Regions from separate parts of the Mus musculus genome. Here region 2 is linked to region 1. Evidence: chromatin loops called from intact Hi-C (ENCODE). Cell type or tissue: heart. All regions are shown on one strand. Links, peaks and the distances in the headings refer to the core of each region. The heading gives the core; the rest is flanking DNA.

What was found. Peaks named below come from ENCODE experiments on the same cell type or tissue, not always from the same donor. Only the 100,000 strongest peaks of a DNase experiment are listed, where the experiment ranks them.
Region 2: a loop joins it to region 1, with 1.9 times the contacts of the local background. A loop is called at or near these places in 1 of 42 quality-filtered maps.

What each region holds. Positions count from the first base shown.
Region 1 is chrX:74,387,896-74,398,813 of GRCm38, forward strand. It overlaps Fam3a (family with sequence similarity 3, member A), which reads right to left and starts at 5,379. Exons shown (of 9, transcript NM_025473.4): 1 at 4,780-5,379; 2 at 3,096-3,209; 3 at 2,579-2,602. The coding sequence starts at 4,792. It also overlaps a transcript of Ikbkg not described here. In heart, for the core only: a CTCF peak has its summit at 5,436; a DNase peak (open chromatin) is centred at 5,346; H3K4me3 peaks cover 1,488 bases; H3K27ac peaks cover 1,331 bases.
Region 2 is chrX:74,276,887-74,286,163 of GRCm38, forward strand. It overlaps Dnase1l1 (deoxyribonuclease 1-like 1), which reads right to left and starts at 4,740. Exons shown (of 8, transcript NM_027109.3): 1 at 4,635-4,740; 2 at 153-456. The coding sequence starts at 290. It overlaps Taz (tafazzin), which reads left to right and starts at 5,832. Exons shown (of 10, transcript NM_181516.6): 1 at 5,832-6,230; 2 at 6,386-6,514; 3 at 6,762-6,807; 4 at 7,046-7,131. The coding sequence starts at 6,122. It also overlaps the pseudogene Gm14846. In heart, for the core only: a CTCF peak has its summit at 4,926; DNase peaks (open chromatin) are centred at 4,875 and 5,825; H3K4me3 peaks cover 2,967 bases; H3K27ac peaks cover 2,552 bases.

The DNA of each region.
Region 1 (10,918 bases), core at 1,435-9,434:
AAGATGAGGATGCTTCCAAGTGGTGTGTTGGCAAGGACCTAGGGACTCCAAGAATTAGATTTTTCTGCTATTGGTAGGAAAAGGGAAAGGAGGTTGACAGCTGGATTAGAACCCTTGTACAACTAGAACAAAGCAGAGGGTCCAGAAAGTCAGGATGGGAGCTACATGAATGAGGAACACAGACCAAAGTGGATGGGCAGAGCACAGGGCTCTACTAGCCTCTGTATTTCTTCAGAGTAAGGGTGGAGATGACCTCTGTAATGGCTTGAATTATGACCCTATAAACTATACTGGAGTTGGAACTCTCAGTTCCTCAGAATGTGGCTGGGAAACAGGGTCTTTACAGATAGATAAGTTATGATGAAGTCATAATGGAGCATGTTGAGCCCTTAACTTAGTGTGACTGGTGTCCTTATGAGACAAAAGCATACAGGAGATGTTGTGAGACAGTACAGGCAAAAGACAGTACAGGCAAAAGGTGCAGTTATAAGATAAGGCACATAGAAGGCTTCTAGAATCTGCAGAGGCACAGAAAGACCCTGACCTGGAGCTTTCAGAGTGAACACAGCCCTGCTGACACTTCCATTCACACTCTCAGTTCCAAACAGTGTGAGAAAGTAAATTTTGGTTGTTTAAGGCACCTGCTTTATTCTGCTTTTCTTAGTGTAGCTTCAGGAAGCTAATATAGGTTTTGGTGCCAGGAATTGGGGGTTTATATAAACAAATACCACAAATACCTAAGGATGTGAAAATGGATTTAGAACTGGGTAGAGTGGACAAAAGCTACAGAGTTTTGAGGTGTACAGTAGAAAGAGTCTGCACTGCTTAAAACAAAAACAAAAACAAAAACAAAAACAAAGAAAACCCGAAACCCTGTTGGTAGGAATACAGAGTGAAGCCAGGTACAGTACTGCATATCTGTAATTCCAGAACTTTGAAGGATGATGCAGAAGGATCATGATTTCAAGTCTATTCTGGCCTGTATAGTAAGCCTCTATATTAAAACAAATCTAGCAATATGGATAGTAAACATATTTCTGGTGCAAGCTCAGAAAGAAACAGCAATGAAAATTCTTCTGTTGAATCTTTCACTTACATCCCTAAACAAGGTGTTGTTAGGAAGATGAATATTATAGATCTTTCGGTGAGACCTTAGAAGGAAGTCGAAGAGGCCATTATTGGGTGTGGGAGGAAAGCTCAGCCTTGTTATAAAGTGTCAATTGTTCTGGTGTTTTGTAGGAGAGAAAGCTTGTAAAATATTTAGCAAAGGAAATTGTCAAGCACAGTGTTAAAGGTACGGTCTGGTTTTTCCTTGCTGCTGCTTATGGTAAAATGAGAATGAGAACAGTTGGGGAAAAATATTAATCATGAAGGAAATAGGACATAAATATATAGAAAAATCTCAGCCTAGCCAGACATATGCTTGTAATCCTAGCACTTGGGAGATGGAGGCAGGAAGATCAGGAATTTAAGGTTACCCTTGGTTTTAAAGTGATTTTAATGATAGCCTTGCATTTATTAAGCCCTGTCACAAAGGGAAGGGAAAGAAAGAAAATGTTAGTCTAATTATATTGAAAAATTGAGAATGCATGTCAAACCCGTAATTCCAGAATTTGATAGGGTAACACAGGAGGAATATAGAGCTTGAGAGCTACATAGTAAGTTCAAGGTCAGTTTGTATTATAGAGTAAAACTCTGTCAAAAAACCGGAAACATTTTATGGGCTAGAAAAATAGCTCTGTATAGAGTATTTGCTCGGTATGTGTAAGGTCCTGGGTTTAATTCCCAGCACTATAAAACGTTTAAAAAAGCATCCTTTAGAGAGAACACAGAGATGATGGCTCGCTAAGAACTTGCTAAGGAAATGAAGCACATGATTGTGTGTGTGCTCCTACCTCTCAGAAGCCTGGACTTGAGATAGGATTATACAGAATGGATCTGTGGAGGATTGTCTTGTCTTATAACCTAGGCCTTCAGGAACTGCATGAGAGGCCAGCAAAATTTGCTAGAGATTTATACCAACAGAAATATTGTCAGCCTATGAGAAGAACTGAGATGAGAATACAAGGATGGAAGAAACAAAGGAATGAAAGACAAAAGGAAGGAAAGAAAGAAGGAAGTGAGGGAAGAGAGAAAGGAGGGAGAAAGGAAGGAAGGGTGGGAGGTAGGTAGGTTGATTTTGAATACAGAGCTAGGAATGAAGAGGCCAAAGAGGGAACAGAGGATGCAGTCACTTCAGTGGGCCTAGAGAATGATATAGAGATTTCTTCTTAGGCCTTGACATCTAGAACTTGCCCTGCTATGATTGGGACTTGCTTAGGACCATGAGCCCCTGCTTCATCCCAATGTCTCTTGTTTGGAATGGGAATGTTTTTTTCCTATGCCTGCCCCTTTCATCTTCTGATGGTGGCTAACTCATTTATTAGGTTTACAGCCCAGAAGCCTATGATAGTTAGTTGGGAGAGGCCAGACAGAGAATGGAGATCCTAGTGGGGCTGGCTGACAGCATGCAGGGGTGTCACAAAAGGCAGTCTGAAGTACAGGTACGGGGGGAATAGGGAAGGGACAGGAGGCTTACCTGCAGTCACTGAGTTCTCTGGGCCTGTAAGTAGAGAGTTTTTTCTGTTAGCAGGGAGGCCTCCAGGAGCCTCCAGCAGAACAACCAGGCTCAGGGACTCAGGGCCAAGTCAGGCTATACTTGGCATGTTCCCCGCTCAAGTTTCAATGATGCCCTGATATAAAACTGCCTGCTTCAGGAAAAGGATGAATTGGAATTGTAAATAGTGCTTAGGTGACTTGGCACCAGTGACAAAGTGCAAGATCCCTTGTGTGTCTCAGAGCTCAACGGAAAGTCGAAGATGATTAATAATCAATGGAGGCCTTTCCACTCCTTACTCTTACTCTATCAACTTCCACTCTATTGGTTACAATTAGGAGTGTTGTTCTCTAGGATGGTTCGTGGAAACAAGGATGCATTTGTGTTAGAAGATAGACCTAGGGCAAAAGGAAGCCTGCCATGAAGGTAATGGGAAACCCAACCACCATAACCCATATTGGGCGCCTCTATAGTGAATCAAGAGGATTCCCACACTCACTGGTGAAGAACTGCTGAATTCGAGGAAGGCCAACACCAGGACCACCTAGGAGGATGGTGACTAGGATCCAGGTGAGACCCATAATGATGATTAGGGCCACGATGCGCAGGGGGCCTGCAGGCAGGATAGACACAGAGCAGGACTATCTTAGACATCAGTGAACAAAATCTGCAATAACCCACTACCTCACATGACCAGATCTCCCCTTCTACTTGGGAACAAGTGATGGTACGATTGGGAGGTGGGGGACCAATCGATATCTACCAGACCCAAAAGAGAGGCTTGAACTTCCTCCTAGTAGACGGAAGAACGTGAGTTCAAACCTTGAGGCTGCTCTGTTTGGGTCTCCCCAGCAGGTTTGGAGGTGCCTTTTAGAACTCATGCTCTGGGAAGGTTTCATAGCACCAACCTCAGCATCTTGCCTCTGAAATTATCAGAATATTTACAGTTCACCCATCTGCTTTGCCTTTCCTCTTGTTCTGTTGGAAGCTCTATACTCCTTGTAAAGACCAGTCCTTCTACCTGCTTCAGGATCCATCAAGATATCTCCTGTCTCAGATACATTGTGCTAAGACTTCTTTCTATCTCACTTTCTCTCATATTATCAACAGGTCCTAACTTAGTAAGATAAAGATGAAACAGAGCTCCTGAAAGAAAAATCTCATTCTTTGATTCTTCATCTTCCTCTTCTCCACCAAACTCTTTAAAAATTTATATTCTGGCTTGGGATATAGCTCTGTGGTAGAGCATTTGCTCAGCATGCATAAGACCCTGGTTTCCATCCCCCAGCATACACATAAAAGTCATCTACATTGTGATTTCTATTACCTCACTCCCCAACTCTCTCCCAAAATTCTTCCAATCTAGTCGTGCTCCCATAACACCAACTAAATAACCTTCCAAACAAGACCACCTATGACTTTTATGATGTCACATTTCTGATTGTCTGACTGCTCTTTCTTGACACTTCACTACTAGATTCCAGGACAGTACTGTCTCCTGACCCCATTCTCTGGGACTCCCTTTGTTGGTTAGATTGTGTTCCATTACTCTCTCCTCAAAAGGTGTTCTTTTCCAGGCTGCCTTCTCCCATCTTCATACTGTATGGGAGATTTCACCATGCAGCAATGACACCTTACACCTCCAGCCCAGATCTGTCTTGAACTCATATCCTCCCAGCCAGTTCCTTAATGTCCAATTTGGACTTATCCACAAAGCTGCTACTTTACCAGTTTTCAAATTCTACTCTCACCCCAAACAGTCCCTCCAAGGCACATTCATGTTTGTAGTCCAGCTGACAGCAGAGCTACCACTTAGATCATACCCAACCTCAAAGGCACCTAAGTCAGTTCTCTTCTGGCTACATCTCTCTATCTCTACTATCCACTCCTCTCCATCCATTCAATCTCTGGAGATTTTATATATATATATATATATATATATCCTTAACTTATATATATTGATTATATATATTATCAACATCTATCTATATCTATCTCTCTATATAAAATCAATCCTTATAGTTTGGGAAGCTGAAGTCCTCAGAGGTGAATTTGCTCATAAAATGAGTGCTTGTGCACAGTCATCCATTAATAAATAAACAAACCAGTGACCACCCAGGCCTCTCCTAACACAGGCACTAGGACACCTGGCCTCTCTTCAGTTCGCTGTGGAAGCCACCCACCTGCCAACCTCATGTCCACTTCTCCAGCTGGGTTGAGATCTCCCGCAGGTGCACTGTTTGGGAACTGTGGGTTCTGGGGGGAATGAAACAGGAGAGAGTAGGTTTGGGGGTGGGGGCAGTGGCAAGTCTGTGCTGGGAGCGATCGGTGTTATGACTTGTTCCTCCAAACACCAGTCCAGGCTCAGTTCCTCGTGAGTGCTGGGAGAAGTCCTGCCTGGCCAGGAGAGCCTTAGGAATCCGTTGCGCCTCACAGTCTGGCTAACAGACTCCAGGACTGGAGCGTAGCAATGATTCTTCTCCACCCGGATCCCTCCGGTGCTAGGCCCGGGGCTCAGGTCGATCCGCTCGAGGCTGGTGGCAGAGATTGGGCGGGCCAAGGATGTTGTCTGGGTGTAGGGAGAAGCAGACCGGATCAGGGAGTTACCCAGTTGTCTCGCTCTGCCGGCTAGGTGAAGCAAGTGAGTCACGTAGAAAAGCTTATCAGGCACGACAATGGCCGCCCGCAGAAGGCCACAGCCCACAGGCGTCGCTCCGCCATAGGCCCATAGGCTGTGCTGTAGGTCCGCAGGTCCTCACGGAGGCTCCACCTCCAGACCGGCCTCCTCCCTCTCCTCCAGAGGCTGGGTGGGAGGTGCCGAGTGTGGCTGTGCACTCCTCTTGTGCTAAAGCTGAGCCGCCTAGCTTCCTACAGTGTCACTGCTTCAAGATGAAATCTCCTTCTAGACTTTGAGGTACTATACACTTTACAGTTCATGTTTGCTTAACTCTATGTAACCCAGGCTGTTCTCAAACTTGGAGCGATTCACCTGCTTCAGGCTCTCAAATGTTGGAATTACGGGCATAAAACACCAGAGCCCCCATTCCCACTTCCTCCACACGTCCTCTTAGGTGAGCGATCTATTTCTATATTTGATGAGCTGAAGCTCCGATTGTGACTTGATATCAGAGCTTTCATGGCTCATAAGAGGATGGATGCGGGGACACAGATAATGACTTAAGGTTGATATGTGTTCTTTAAGAGCATGGACGGTTCAGAAGCACATGCGGAGGTAAACCTGAGCCTTTGGTTGCTTTCTTTCTGCTTAGTGTTCTTTCGTGAGAGCGTTCTGTTTTATGTATCAATCAGTGAAGGGATGTTTGGAACATTGCTCCTGACCCTCATGTTTGAGCCTTTTCCCCTGACCGCCTACAGTGCCAGGGCAGCTGGGCCAGTCCTTTTAAGCTGGATCTATCTGTGTCTCAGGCAGCTGCATTCCTGTCCTTTGACCCAATGGTCTTACTTACAGGAACTCCACCCCACTTCCATAATGCTCCAAAATACAGAAAAGTTTACAGAAGCACTGTTTTGGTTAGATGATAGCGTTTTCAATTTGGTTACACTTGTAATCTCAGCACTTGGAAAGTGGAGACGGGAGAGGAGGATAAAGGGTTTAAAGCATCCTCGGCCACTTAGCAACTTTGAGGTCAGCCTTAGCTGCATGAAACCTGTCTCAGGGAATCTGATGTCTTATTCTGACCATCTCAGGCGCCAGGCATGCATGTGGTACACGTACCACATGTGGTACATGTAGGGAAACCACTTATATAAAAAAAATAAAATTTCAAAAATTGTAGGAAGCTGGAGAGATGACTCAGTGGTTAAGGGCACATACTGTTCTTGCAGGATACCCGGGCTGGATTCCTTACACTCACATAAGGCAGCTCACAACCGCTTCAGGGGATCTGGCACCTCTCTGATCTCTTCCTCCTCTTCCTCCTCCTCCTCCTCCACACACACACACAAATAATAATTAATTTTTAAAATAAAACATTAAGTAAAGATAAAATAGTAACAGCAACAACAACAAAATGAATATTAAAAAAAAAAGAATACAGTAGTTTCCATATTGACTGAGTACTTCCTCATAGGCACTCTCCAATGCTTGTGGTCAAGGGCATCTGTAGACCAGGCTGGCCTCAAATGTACAGAATGATGGAATTAAATGCCTTCTGAATGATGGAATTAAAGGCGTATGCTAACACACCCAGTCCTGCTACATATTTTTTGAGATGGGAATTTCGTATATTCTTTAACTCACTATGTTTCCAAGGATGTCCTTGGACCTCTTGCTTATACCTACTTAGTTCTGGGATTATAGGTGGAGATCCAGGTCTTTTATGACTCATGGGACAAACTTTCAGTCTATTTTCTCCAGGACTTTGTGTGTGTGTGTTCTGAAAATTAAATTTATGGCTTTTGACATACATATGCCTTATGGCTGACACAAAACCTCAGCCCTTTATCATTTAAAATGGACAATTAAAGCTAGGGATGGTGGCACATGCCTTTAATCCCAGTATTCTGGAGACAGGGGCAGGTGAATCTCTGTGAGTTTGAGGCTAGCCTGGTCTACAGAGTGAGTTCTAGGACAACCAGGGCTACATAGAAAAACCCTGTCTTGGAAAAAATACAATTAAATGGTTAAATTATATTCACATATATATATATGAATGAGATGCATAAGCTGGGGCATTCAAGTCTTGGCATTACATGATAGGCAGTAAAGGAATGCTATCCTTCAAAACTGATGTTTGTTTGATACATCTGGAAAAGGATCTTTTTGACCTGGGGAGAAATAACTCATTCTGTAATCAGAGGCTAGTGTATTTTTACAAGCTGGCCATAGCTGTCTGGGAACACTCGGTTGCCTCTTTCTGATAGCTCAAGAATGGGAGCCTTATCACTTCAAGGGCATTAATTTTCTGCCTCCTTCAAAGGTAGGGGACATCTGCACCAAGGTGGGAGTGCTGGCTGTTTAACTTGGCATGGGGACTAGGGAGTGAGAGACTCAGCGCACAGAGACAAGGGTGGGTTACCTTGTGTCTCTTCACTATGACACCTGTATCTGCACACATGCACACTAACTTTAAATACATGTAATGAAATCAGAGTGAAGTGAACACAAAAAGGCTCACACTTACTGTGCATGCAAAGATAACCTTGAACTCCATGTTCTCCTGTCTCTGTTTCTTTTTATTTATTTATTTATTTATTTATTTATTTATTGTATACACTGTAGCTGTCTTCAGACACTCCAGAACAGGGCACCAGATCTCATTACGGATGGTTGTGAGCCACCATGTGGTTGCTGGGATTTGAACTCAGAACCTTTGGAAGAGCAGTCGGCGCTCTTAACCGCTGAGCCATCTCTCCAGCCCCCCTGTCTCTGTTTCTTAAATGCTGGGATTATAGGATATGACAGCATATCTGGCTCTAGTCCACATTTTCAACATTTGACAGATAAATTTTATTAATTTTTAAATTTTAAATTTATTTTATTTGTTTTATTTTATGTGCATGGCTGTTTTGCCTGCGTGTATGTCTGTGCACCACGTCTATACTTGGTGCTTTTGGAGGCCAGAAGAAGGTGTTGCATTCCCTCGAGCTGGAGTTACAGATGTTTCTGAGCTGTTATGTGGGTGCTGGGAACTGAGCCTGGGTCCTCTGAAAAGGCAATACATACTCTTATCAATGAGAAATCTCTTCAGACCAAACCTCTAAATATTTCACTTTTGTTGATATTTTGGTTGGGCAAACAAAAATATATGTGAGATTCTACATGTAGCTTTAGAAAGCCACTGTGCTCTGTCCAGATTGAACAGGGCAGGGAAGTTAGCTAAATGCTGTCGTATTAAGTATTGGTGTTTTTAAAACCCCATCTTTGTTTTTAAAGATTTCATGTTTGTATCATTAAAAGACAACTTGAATAACATTGTGTGTGTGCGCGCACGTGCATTCTTCAAGGAATATTGAAAACCTGTAGCTAACTTTCTTTCTTCTTCATTCCTACCTCTCTCCCTCCCCTCCCCTTTGAACTTCTGATTCTCCTGCCTCCACCTCATACATGTTGAGATCGCAGTAGTGTGCCACTACATTTAGTTTTATGTATCGCTAGAAATGGGACCTATAGGGCTTCATGAACTACACTCTATCAACTGAACTACATCCCTACCCCTAAAAGTATTGTATTTGGAACCTAGTCAATATGTTCTATGTAGTGTCCTAAAAGACTGTAATGCATCCTAGTTTGGGAGGTTTTTAAGCTGATAGAAAAAACTAGGTGTTGTTTATATGCCTGTAATCCCAGTACTTGGGAGGCTAAGGCAGGAGGATGACTACAAATTTGAGGCCCTCCTTGGGTATACAATAACATAAGTCCAATGCCAGCATTCTGAGATCCATAGTAAAGTCCTGTCTCAAACCAAACCAAACCAAACCAAACCAAACCAAACCAAACCAAACCAGAGGGCTGGAGAGATGGCCCAGAGGATAAAATCACTTACTGCTCTTTCAGAGGACTGGTGAAGTGAAAACTTAAGGTTGGATGGTGTTTTTCTGGGGCAAATATGTGAAGGAACATTTAGCTGAAGTGGACATACGTGAAAGGCTAAGGGAGACTCGTGAAGGAATGTTTAGCTGAAGCAGACACAGGAGAGAGGATGTTCACTAAAGCAGGCACATGAAAGGACACATGATGAGGGATTCTTTGCAAATGATACATGTATTGGTCTGCCTTATGTTGTGTAGTTGAGCTGTATTTGTCAGGACTCCATAGAGAGAAATTTCTGGTGGTGTGCTACAGTTTCTTGCCGCTTCTTCAGATTCAGGCTGATTGGCAGAGTGATGTCAGCTGAGACAGATGCATGTGCTGAGGCAAGCCCTGGAGGACACATGATGTTTGGAGGGTATAAATAGGACCCAATAGACAGTGACAGAGGCTGAGCTAGGTGTGCTTATAGAGCTGGCTATGTAATGCTTGTTGGTCTCACTGATCTTTGCTTTGCTGAGAGAGGCACATCCGAGAACTTCTTTTGGTGTTCTTCTGGGGTCCGTCCCTCTTGCTGACTTGTGCAGAGGCTGAGGCCTGGCTGTCTCTGCTAGGTTGTGTCACCGCTGCTGATTCATGTTTGCTATCCCTACTCTGGACTGTTGGTGTATCCATGAAGTGTTTGCGAGTGGATTGAGCTGTCTGCTAACACGTGAACTGAACTGCTGATTTCTAGACAACACAGACGGGAGTTGCTCCAAAGAATCTTTCTAAACAGGTCTACTTTCCCCATATCCTTTCTTTCCCTCTGGTGAGTATTGGGCTAAAAGGGAGGTTAAAGAGTTTAAGAACCATCATTAAAAATAAGATTAAAAAAAAGGTCACAGACCTGTTTGGTTTGGTTCCTAGTATTCACATGGTAGCTCATATCCACTTATAATTCTAATTCCAGGAAACTGATATCCTTCCTCTTCTGATGTCCTCAGGCACTAGACATACACATGGTACGCATACATCTATGTAGGTGCTCACATATACACACAAAATAAAAAAAGAAACCCAACAAAACAACAGTAACGACAATACCTTTATGTTAAAGCCATGTGTGCATGCTTATGATCCCAGCACTTGGGAAGCCTAGGCAGGAGAGCTACCCTCCAGGGCAGCTTGAGCTACATTTACTGACCCCGGTCTCAGAACAATAATAAAACAGATTTTTTTTTTTTGGTTTTTCGAGACAGGGTTTCTCTGTATAGCCCTGGCTGTCCTGGAACTCACTTTGTAGACCAGGCTGGCTTCGAACTCAGAGATCCGCCTGCCTCTGCCTCCCAAGTGCTGGGATTAAAGGCGTGTGCCACCACGCCCGGCTCAGATTCTTAATATAGTAACTGATGCTGAGTAAAGTAAAAAAGAAGATTGAGAAGAGAAAATCCTTAATTTATTTGATCACAGTTTTATGTGACATAGGTAACCTGTTATGTGACATAGGTAAACTCTGTTTAACCCAGAGAACAAGTGCCATCAGGGAAATAGCCTTTCATCTCAGGAAGGCAGTCTTTTCTGCTAGTAGACAAAGTGCTAGCCATTCATACAGACACTCCATATTTTGACTTTAGTTGTGAAAACAGAGAAGGGTGGAATAGGATAAAACTGGTTTCAGCCATAGAGGACTCTATTTAGACCTGTTTATTCTTTTCCTGAAGAAGTCTTGGATAGTCATCTTACTTGTTACTTAATAGCATTTCCAGTTTGGCCTTCTGCTCAGACAGGAAGCTGGTCTGTGAACACTTTCTCCTGATTTCTTATTCTCTGGCCAAAGGGGAACCTTTCCA
Region 2 (9,277 bases), core at 1,278-9,277, 110 kb before region 1:
TAGAGGAGGAAGTTGGTAATTAAATGATGGTTGAAAGACTCTTCACATCTGTACATTCACTTTTCCAGATGTCCCCTCCTTTATGGTCAGGCAGGATGGGGAGTTTTTAGTCAAGGTCCTATGGACACAAATTTCTGCAACAATGAACTTACCTGAACTAAGGTATCCATCACTGACTCCTTGGTTAGCTTGGCCAGTGTCAGTCTGTGGGCATTGAAGGCACAGATACGAAAGGCTTCAGTCCCACCAACCAGGAGAATGAGCAGGGGAGCCATAACAAGGCCACGCATTGCTATGTGTGCATCAGGAACCCTCCAAAGGAATCCAGGTTGTCCAAAGGGCATTGGCACTGCAGCTGATCTCAGCTAATTAGTATTCTCCCTGCTGTTGGCCCTGAACATTTCTTGAATCTCTTCCTGGAACGTATTTCAACTTCTGTACACAGAGCTTGACCACCTAATAAAATACATGTGGTGTGGCATAAAACCATCTCAGACTTTTAAGAACTCAATAGCCAGAAGCACAAATGTTACCATCCTAGATCGGCAGAGCTTTTTCATCTTCCCCAGGTGAAATTGTGTACTCAGTGAGTATACCTTCTTTGCCAAGATTATGGCCAGGAGTTCACATGGGGTCAGCTCCAGCAACAAAATCTGTCTATGTTTTTTTACCTTTCAGCCTATTTTTTCAATGTATATATGTATGCATTGTATAAGCATATGGGTGCTTGTGAGTGTATATGCATTTATGTGTGTGCACATTTGGAGGTCAGAGGTCAACCCCAGGAGCCATCCACCCTGGTTGGTGTCACTGGATTGGAACTCATGAAATTTGGCTAGCTATTGAGCCGTAGGGGTCCAATTGTCTCTGCCTCCCTAGTGCTGTAATTACAAGAACATTTTACCATGCCTGGTTTTTTTTTTTGTTTTTGTTTTTTGTTTTTTGTTTTTTTTTGTTTTTGTTTTTTTTTTTTTTTTTTTGGTTTTTTGAGACAGGGTTTCTCTTTATAGCCCTGGCTGTCCTGGAACTCACTCTGTAGACCAGGCTGGCCTCAAACTCAGAAATCCGCCTGCCTCTGCCTCCCGAGTGCTGGGATTAAAGGCATGCGCCACCACCCCGGCGCCTGTTTTTTTATGTGCACGTTTTTTACTGACTTCCCCCCAGGACCTCTGCGTGAGTTTTTGAAAGACAGTCTTGCTCTGTAGTAAAGCACAGGTCCCAAACTTGGAGCAATCCTCCTGTCAGCCTCCTGAGTAATAGGATCACGAGTTCATAATCACCAAGCCTGGATGACTCATTCTTTACTGTGTTTTTTACTTATACTTCCCCTTTTGAGACAAGGACTGATGTATCCCAGTCTGGTCTCAAACTTGTCTATGTAGCTTAGGATGACCTCAGGAACCCTTGAGATTCCTTCCACCATCCAAGTACTGGGATTATAGGTATATGCCACCAAACCCACAGAGCCAATATCAATCTATCTCCCTCCCTCCCTCCCTCCGTCCCTCCCTCCCTCCCTTTCTCCTTTTCACTGCTGAGGCTTGAACTTACAGTCTTTATCTTTCTAGGTATGGTAGAGAAGCACTCTGCCACTAGCTACTCCCCAGTCCTGAGACTGTCTTTCAAAAACCAAAAACAAGTCTAGGTGTGGAGGCATACTTCTGTAATTCCAGCATCTGGGAGGTGAAGGCAATGAGATCATAAGTTTGAGGTATTCTTCAGTTATATCGTGATACCCTGCTTCAAAACACAACAAGCACAGTGACCATGTGCAAGGCCCACTCGCTAGAACTGAAGACATTTATGGAAAATAAGTTATCATTGAAGTTAAATGGAGGCAGATATATACAAGGAATATTGCAGGGCTTTGATCCCTTTATGAATCTTGTGACTGACAAATATGTGAAGATGGCAATTAGTGGGCAGCAGAATAATATTGGATGGATAACAGGAAATAGCATCATCATGTTAGAAGCCTTGTAAAGCATCAAAACCATAGTTCTTCAGTAGAAGAGTTCAGAAAGAGCCAGGTCATACACATTGTTATATGAAACTTCTTGCTAAGTAAACTTTTGTGATACTCAGGAAAAAAACCCTACAAGCACCATTGTACCTCTGCTTCTACATTTGTCAACACTAATGGCATCACTAAAGTAGAACAACATAGTTGTCTTTGTGAGACTGTCTTATTATTTAATACCATGTCCTCATGGTTTATTCTTGTTGTATAACATGTCAAAATTATCTTCTTTTTTAAAAAGCCTTAATCTCTCTTAGGTTTTTTTTAAAGATATTTATTTATTTATTTATTTATTTATTTATTTATTATATGTAAGTACACTGTAGCTGTCCTCAGACACTCCAGAAGAGAGAGTCAGATCTCATTACGGATGGTTTTATTTTTAATTATGTGTATGTATGTGGAGGTATATGCACATGCAGATGCCCAAGGAGGCCACGCAGGCCCACTGACATATCTTGTCAGTTCAGAAATTCTTTTCCATTATTTAAAAAGATGTATTTCACATTCAGTTATGTATATGTCTGTAAGTGGGTATGTTCATATGAGTGAAGGTACCCTCAAGGACCAGACATATGAGATCCCTCTTAAGCTGCAGTTAGAAGTTGTGAGCAACCCAATGCAGGCACTAGGAACCAAACTCAGATCCTCTACAAGAGTGGTAAACACTGCTGAGTGACCTCTCCAGCCTCTCTTCTTCTTCTTCTTCTTTTTTTTCTCCAAGACAGGGTTTCTCTGTGTATCCCCCAGCTGTCCTGGAACTCACTCTATAGACCATTCTGGCCTTGAACTCAGAGACCCATGTGCCTCTGTCTCCCAAGTGCTGGGATAAAAGGCGTGCACCATCATGCCCGGCTGTCTTCTTCCTTCTTAAGGATGATTAATATTCCAGTGTATACTCAGAAACACTTTGTCCATCAGCATTGGGGTACACCCACTACTTGAATTCTTGTATTTATTTATTTAATTACTTTATTTTTAATGTGTGGTACTAGGGATTGAAGATGGGGCCTTATATATGCTAAAGATGTGCTCTACCACTAAGCTATAACTGTAACCCTGTAGTGATTTGTGTGTGTGTGTGTGTGTGTGTGTGTGTGTCAAACTGACCTTAAACTTCTGATCCTCCTGCCTCTACCTCACCCAAACTGGAATGACAGATGTATACCACCAAGCCTGGTTTATGCAGTGCTGGAGATGAAATCCAGGGCCTCATATATTGACTATGTAGGGAGGGCTATACGATGTAAGCCTCATAATTGGGTAAGCACTGTACCAACTGAATCACACTCCAGTTTAGCAATTTTGAAAATTTTGAGCACCTTAGTTTCCTGAAGCAGATCAGCTAATTCATGAAAATTTTATTTTTAATTTTTTAAGGTACACCAAATTTTTCCATAGCTTTTGTGCCATTTTACATTTTCACTAACAATGGGGATGAGGTCAACCCTTATTCTTTTAAGTTAATTGAGTACTGCTGGGTGGTGGCGCACACCTTTAGTCCCAGTGCTTTGAAGGCAGAGGCAGGTGGATCTCTGAGTTCCAGGCTAGCTGGTCTACAGAGTGAGTTCTAGGATAGTCAGGGATACATGGAGAAACCCTGTCTCAAACAAACAAAGAAACTGCTACATACTATTTTCTATATAGCACCTATTGCTAGCTAGGGCATAGACAGTCCCAGATTCAGGAAGGTCCAGTTTGTCCTATCCATATTAGAAACTAAAGCATGAACCTCTTCAGGAATTTCTTTTATTTTTCTTAATTGTTTTATTTTTCCACATCTATTTGTGTGTGTTTGTGTATGTATGCACATATGCATGGGTCTAAGTCAAGCATGTTTTTTCCTTCTACCAAAAGGGATCAAACTCAAGCGATCATGTTTGGCAGTAAATATCCTTATCTGTTAAGCCATTACACCAGCCATCTTTATATCTTTATATATATTAATATTAATAAAACGTGGGTGTGTCTCAGTTTATAACCAAGGCTGGCCTGGAACTCACTATGTAGTCCCAGGCTGGCTTCAACTTTCCTGAGTGCCCTGGAGCCCCTCAGAGCATCTGTCTCAGGTTTATCTTTGTCTCAGACTCACCTCTGCCTTACCATATCTTTTGAGCTCAGCGCTTTACCATGTTCTCTGTACATGTCACATTCTTGAAGCCTGGGGCCCTCTGCTTCTGTCTGCTTGTTTTTCTTAGTCATGCTGTCCCTTTCTCCTCTCTGTTAGTTTCTTCCTATCTGGCTGGTTTGTTCTGTCTTCCTGACTCTGCACATCTTAGTGTTTCTGCCACAGTATCTTCCTAGCTGGCCTTGATATTTGTTTCTCTCTGGTCACCTGTTCTGTCACTCATACTTATTTTGGTCTCCTTGCACTGGGGTGTCTGTTTTGGAATACATGTGAGCACTGGGGCAGTTCTGCACTGGCCAAGCTATATTTGGAGACTGAGACCACTAGGACTCTGAGGATGAACCAGAAAGAATAACTGTTCCTGGCCTCAGCATAATGCTTCCTAGTCTTCCAAAGACAGCTTTAGCTTGAAATTCCCTTTCCTTCTGAAGTTCCTCCCCAGTAGAGACAACCTCCTCCCTTTCCCTACCCGCAGGATTCTCATACCTCCACAGCCCAAGTCGGCCCCACGCCTGCCTCAGCGTTGAACCGAATAAAACATTCCACTCCACAGAATCGCAGCTCCAGCCAAGGCGGGTAAGGACGCGCAGTTGGGTGTGTGTGGGGGGGAAATGGGAAGAAGAGGCGCGGGTTTCCAGACACACCCAAAGGGGCCGGCTCCACAACTTTCCCGTCCCAAGTAGCAAGGCTGAGCGCCACCCTTCAGCCCAGGAGCTGGTTTCCAGACCCACCCAAAGGGGCGGGCCATAAGCAAGGCTGAGCTCCACATCCCTGTCCAGTAGGCTGTGCCTGAGAACTGGCTACCTGCTGGCCCACCCCGCCCATGATGGGTGTTTCTTTTGCCAAGCGAATAGCAACTTGGGGAGCTGGCGGCCTCTGCTCGACGAATCCGCCTGAAAGCAAGTCGAGGAAGCGTCCTTGCTTGTTGTCGCAAACATGCCTACTATCACCCGTGCCAAGAAGCAGCAGTCTATCATTGAACAGTTACCTGGACCTAGGGAAAAAGGTGAGGTAGGCTTGCTCATTCTTTGGCCAGTTCCCCTGCAGCAAAGAGCAGAGCAGAGGCAGTCTTCTCTCAGGGTCCTCAGGCCCTGAACCACAATGTTGGTGCGCACTCCCAAATTAAGTTTGCCTGTGTGACGACTGCTCAGAAAACCCAAAGCAAAGGACCTTATGCACAGGATGGGTAGCGCGACTGACCTGTTCAGGTCCCCACTGGAGTGGCAGTTTAGAAAAATGCCTCATGGCAGAAATTTGTTAGTTCTGGTACCACATGAATACTAGGCAAATGCTCTATCGTGGAGATAACCAAATGCCCCAACCCCCAGATCACTGGGAGAAATAGTACAATAAAAGGCAGAGAATAATAGACGCGGACACCCGATGCCCTTTTCCGGTCTCTGTGTGAGCCTTCAGAAGCATGCATAACCGGATACACATCGGGTGGGACAGGGAAAGAGAACAAGTAAAAAGTTTCCACCAGCCTACGACTTGCGTAGCTTCAGGTAATGGTGCTGTGTAGCTAATGTCGCCTGTAGACACTAGAATTATGGAATCAAAGAGACGCAGCACTGCTTAAGGCGGTTTGGAGCCAAAACCTTGACGGGGGAGGGGCCGGAGCGAGGCTGGCGTAGACCCGCCCTGGCAGCCGTCAAGCAACCTAGGCATGTTTTGCGACAACAGGCAAGGACGCTTCCTCGAGTTGCTTTCCGGCTGATTCGTCGAGTGAGGCCGTCAAGACTTGGTTTCTAGTGCGCATTGCTTTGTACAGCAGTCCCGTCTCGTCGCCTGAGCAGCGGCTCTTCTCTATCCAGAGAACAGTGCTAGGGAGGTGCTGAGCTGTTCCACCAGGTGACCTTAGTCTAGTCCTCTGCCAGTCTGTTGGAGATCCTTCTCCTGAGTGGTAGAGGACATCGGCTGGCCTGGGGCAAGAGGAACTCTGGGCTCCGGGGGCGGGGCCGGAGCCGGAGGAGATGCCCCTCCATGTGAAGTGGCCATTCCCCGCGGTGCCCCGGCTCACCTGGACTCTAGCCAGCAGCGTCGTCATGGGCCTAGTTGGCACCTACAGCTGCTTCTGGACCAGTGAGTGGCAAAAGGCCAAGGCAGAGTCTGTTCACAGGCCTCTGGCCTGGCTGGGGGTTTTCGGACTGGGAATATGGCAGGGGCTTTTCTGGCACAGTAAGAAGCCTCGGGCAGGTGGAAATGACCTAGAGCTTGGGACTGACTTCTCTTCCCAGAGTACATGAACCACCTCACCGTGCACAACAAGGAAGTGCTGTATGAGCTCATTGAGAACCGAGGCCCTGCCACCCCCCTTATCACCGTCTCCAACCACCAGTCTTGCATGGATGACCCTCATCTCTGGGGTATGGTGCCAGTGTGCTGGGTTCAGGGAGGCAAAACAAGAACAGGCCCCCACCAAAGACAGATTGACTTCCCACCAGGCTCTTTTGAAAAACTTTACCTTGTTTGGGGGATATACTGCCTAACTGCTGGAAGTTTTGTGTGTCCCCCTTAGGATTCCTCCAGGGAATGTGATTTAGACAGGATATCAGAAATTTAAAAGGAGTGTGGAAGTAGCCATGTCACATCAAGGACTTTACTTTTTCACAGGGATCCTAAAACTCCGCCACATCTGGAACCTGAAGTTGATGCGTTGGTGAGGAGGAATGGGCCCCTTGAAGTGACCCATCCATTTCTGCCCAGATTTGCCTTTCTCTGCTCAGGAGTTGGCATCCAGCCTTCCAGGAAGGGCATGGGTGGGGCTCCTTAGGGCCTTCTCTTGGAGCTTCATTCTGTATGGCAGTGATGGCAGGCATTATATTGGGTGGGGAGAGTTGGGGACAAGCAATGGGAAGTCTTGGAGGCAGGGATGATTGGGTCTATTGCTGCTCTAGGACCCCAGCAGCTGCAGACATCTGCTTCACCAAGGAGCTGCACTCCCATTTCTTCAGCTTGGGCAAATGTGTGCCTGTGTGTCGAGGTGAGCTGCTCCTCTGGGAGGCATGTCCAGGCCTCCCTTGGGGACAAGGAAGCTGGTGGTCAATGCGTCTGTCTTAGAAGGACTTAGGGGAGCCATGATATGGCAGTATAGTTGGCAGAGAATAGGAAGAGGGATGATCACTTAGAATCTCTGCAGTCCAAAACTCTGGTGTGAGAATTCAAGGAAGCTGTATTTGCAGTCCCTTCTGAATCTACCACTCCTGTCAGGGAGAACAGTGTGGTGTTACCACTTTATAATGGCAGTGGGGTACATGTATAGAAGGCTAAGGGTTTTGTTTTTGGGAGAACAAACAGTGGTAAGATGAGGAGGCTCAGATTGACCACTCAGTACCTTTCACAAACCCCTTAGTGTAGGGGCCATCTTGACCCCATTCTCTAGATAGGGCTCAGATTCTCTAGACAAAGCTTAGAAGTCCAAGGTCATAGACTACCATGTGGCAAACTTAAGATTCAGATCCACATTGCCCTTTCATCTGGGTATGTAGATTCCTTTTCAAGCAAAGAATGAAAGAAAGGGTGGTCTAAAAATAAGAGAAGAGAAGGTTAGAGAATGTCAGAAGGGTAGAAGATTGTATTTCCACCTTTCTAAGCATTCCAGAAGAGACTATATTATTTTGTTGAATGATATAGTCTCAGTGCCATTTCCTCTCAGATCCTGCTCTGATATGTCAGCATTCTGATAATTTACACCTGTCCCTGACTCTAAGCTCCTTTACTCTGCAAACTCAAAAGTCTTGTGTGTATGCATCTGTTTTCATTCTTTAAAAAAAAAAAGATTAATTTTATGTGTGAGCACCCTGTTTTCAGACACACCAGAAGAGGCCATCAGATCCCATTACAGATGGCTGTGAGCCACCATGTGGTTGCTGGAAATTGGACTCAGACTCTTTGGAAGAGCCTTTGTTCAGTGCTCTGAACTCCTGAGCCATCTCTCCAGCCCTTTCATTTTTTTCTTTTTTCTTTCGTTTTCAGTTTGAGGGATAGAACACAGAGGCTTGTATATTTTAGGCATATACTGTACCTATGGCCTATACAGATAGTTCTGTTCTTCTTGAACTGATTCTAGACTTTCTTGCAGTTAAAAGCCGATCTGAGTGGTTGGAGAACTATCTCAGTGGTTAAGAGCACTGCCTGCTCTTCCAAAGGACCAGAGTTCAATTCCCATCAGTCACATGGCAGCTCATGCCTGTAATTCGGTTCCAGGGGATCCTACACCCTTACATAGACATACATGCGGGCAAAACATAAAAATTAAAAAGAAAAAAGGATCTGAGATGAACATGGTGATATATGCCTCTAATCCCATCCCATCACTCAGTAAGCAGGGGCATAAGGATTGAGGCCAGCCTGGTCTATACAGCAAGTTCCAGACTGACCAGAACTATAGGACTACATGGTAATCTTTCTCTCTTTGTTATTGTTGTTGTTGTTTTAAAGACAGTTTGTCTGTGTAGTCTTGGCTATCCTGGAACTAGCTCTATAGACCAGATGAGGCAACTCATCCTCCAGTCTCTTCCTTCCGAGTGCTGGGATTAAGCCTAGCATGATACCCTATCTTATCAAAAAAAAATAATAATATAGAAGCTGGTCATGGTCGCACACACCTTAATCCCAGCACTTGGGCAGAGGCAGGTGAATCTCTTGAGTTTGAGGCTAGTATGGTCTACAGAGCTAGTTACAAGATTGCCAAGACTACAAAGAAAAATCCTGTCTTAGAAAAGAAAGAAAGAAAAAAAGAAAGAGAGAAAGAAGCTAGTTATTATGCCTGTAGTCCCAGTATTTGGTTTGTTAGGTTGGGGTAGGTGAATTACCATGAGTTTGAGGCCAACTAGAAACCAAGACCCTGTCTCAAAAAAAAAAAATTAAAGTTGTGTGTGTGCACATACATACAGAGAAACTGAGAGCTGGAAGTGTGACACAGTGGTATAGTTTTTACTTAACTGGCACAGAGCCCTGAGTACTATCCCCAGCATTGTAAAAATATAGAACAAAAACTAGAAGATGGAACATTATTTTCAAGGAAAGCAAAGATCTAATTACATGTGACTGAAACAAACAGAGTTTGGGATACTTTGTTTCTGTTTTTAAACAAACCATTTTTCTCTAAGCCTAGGACTTTGTAGGTT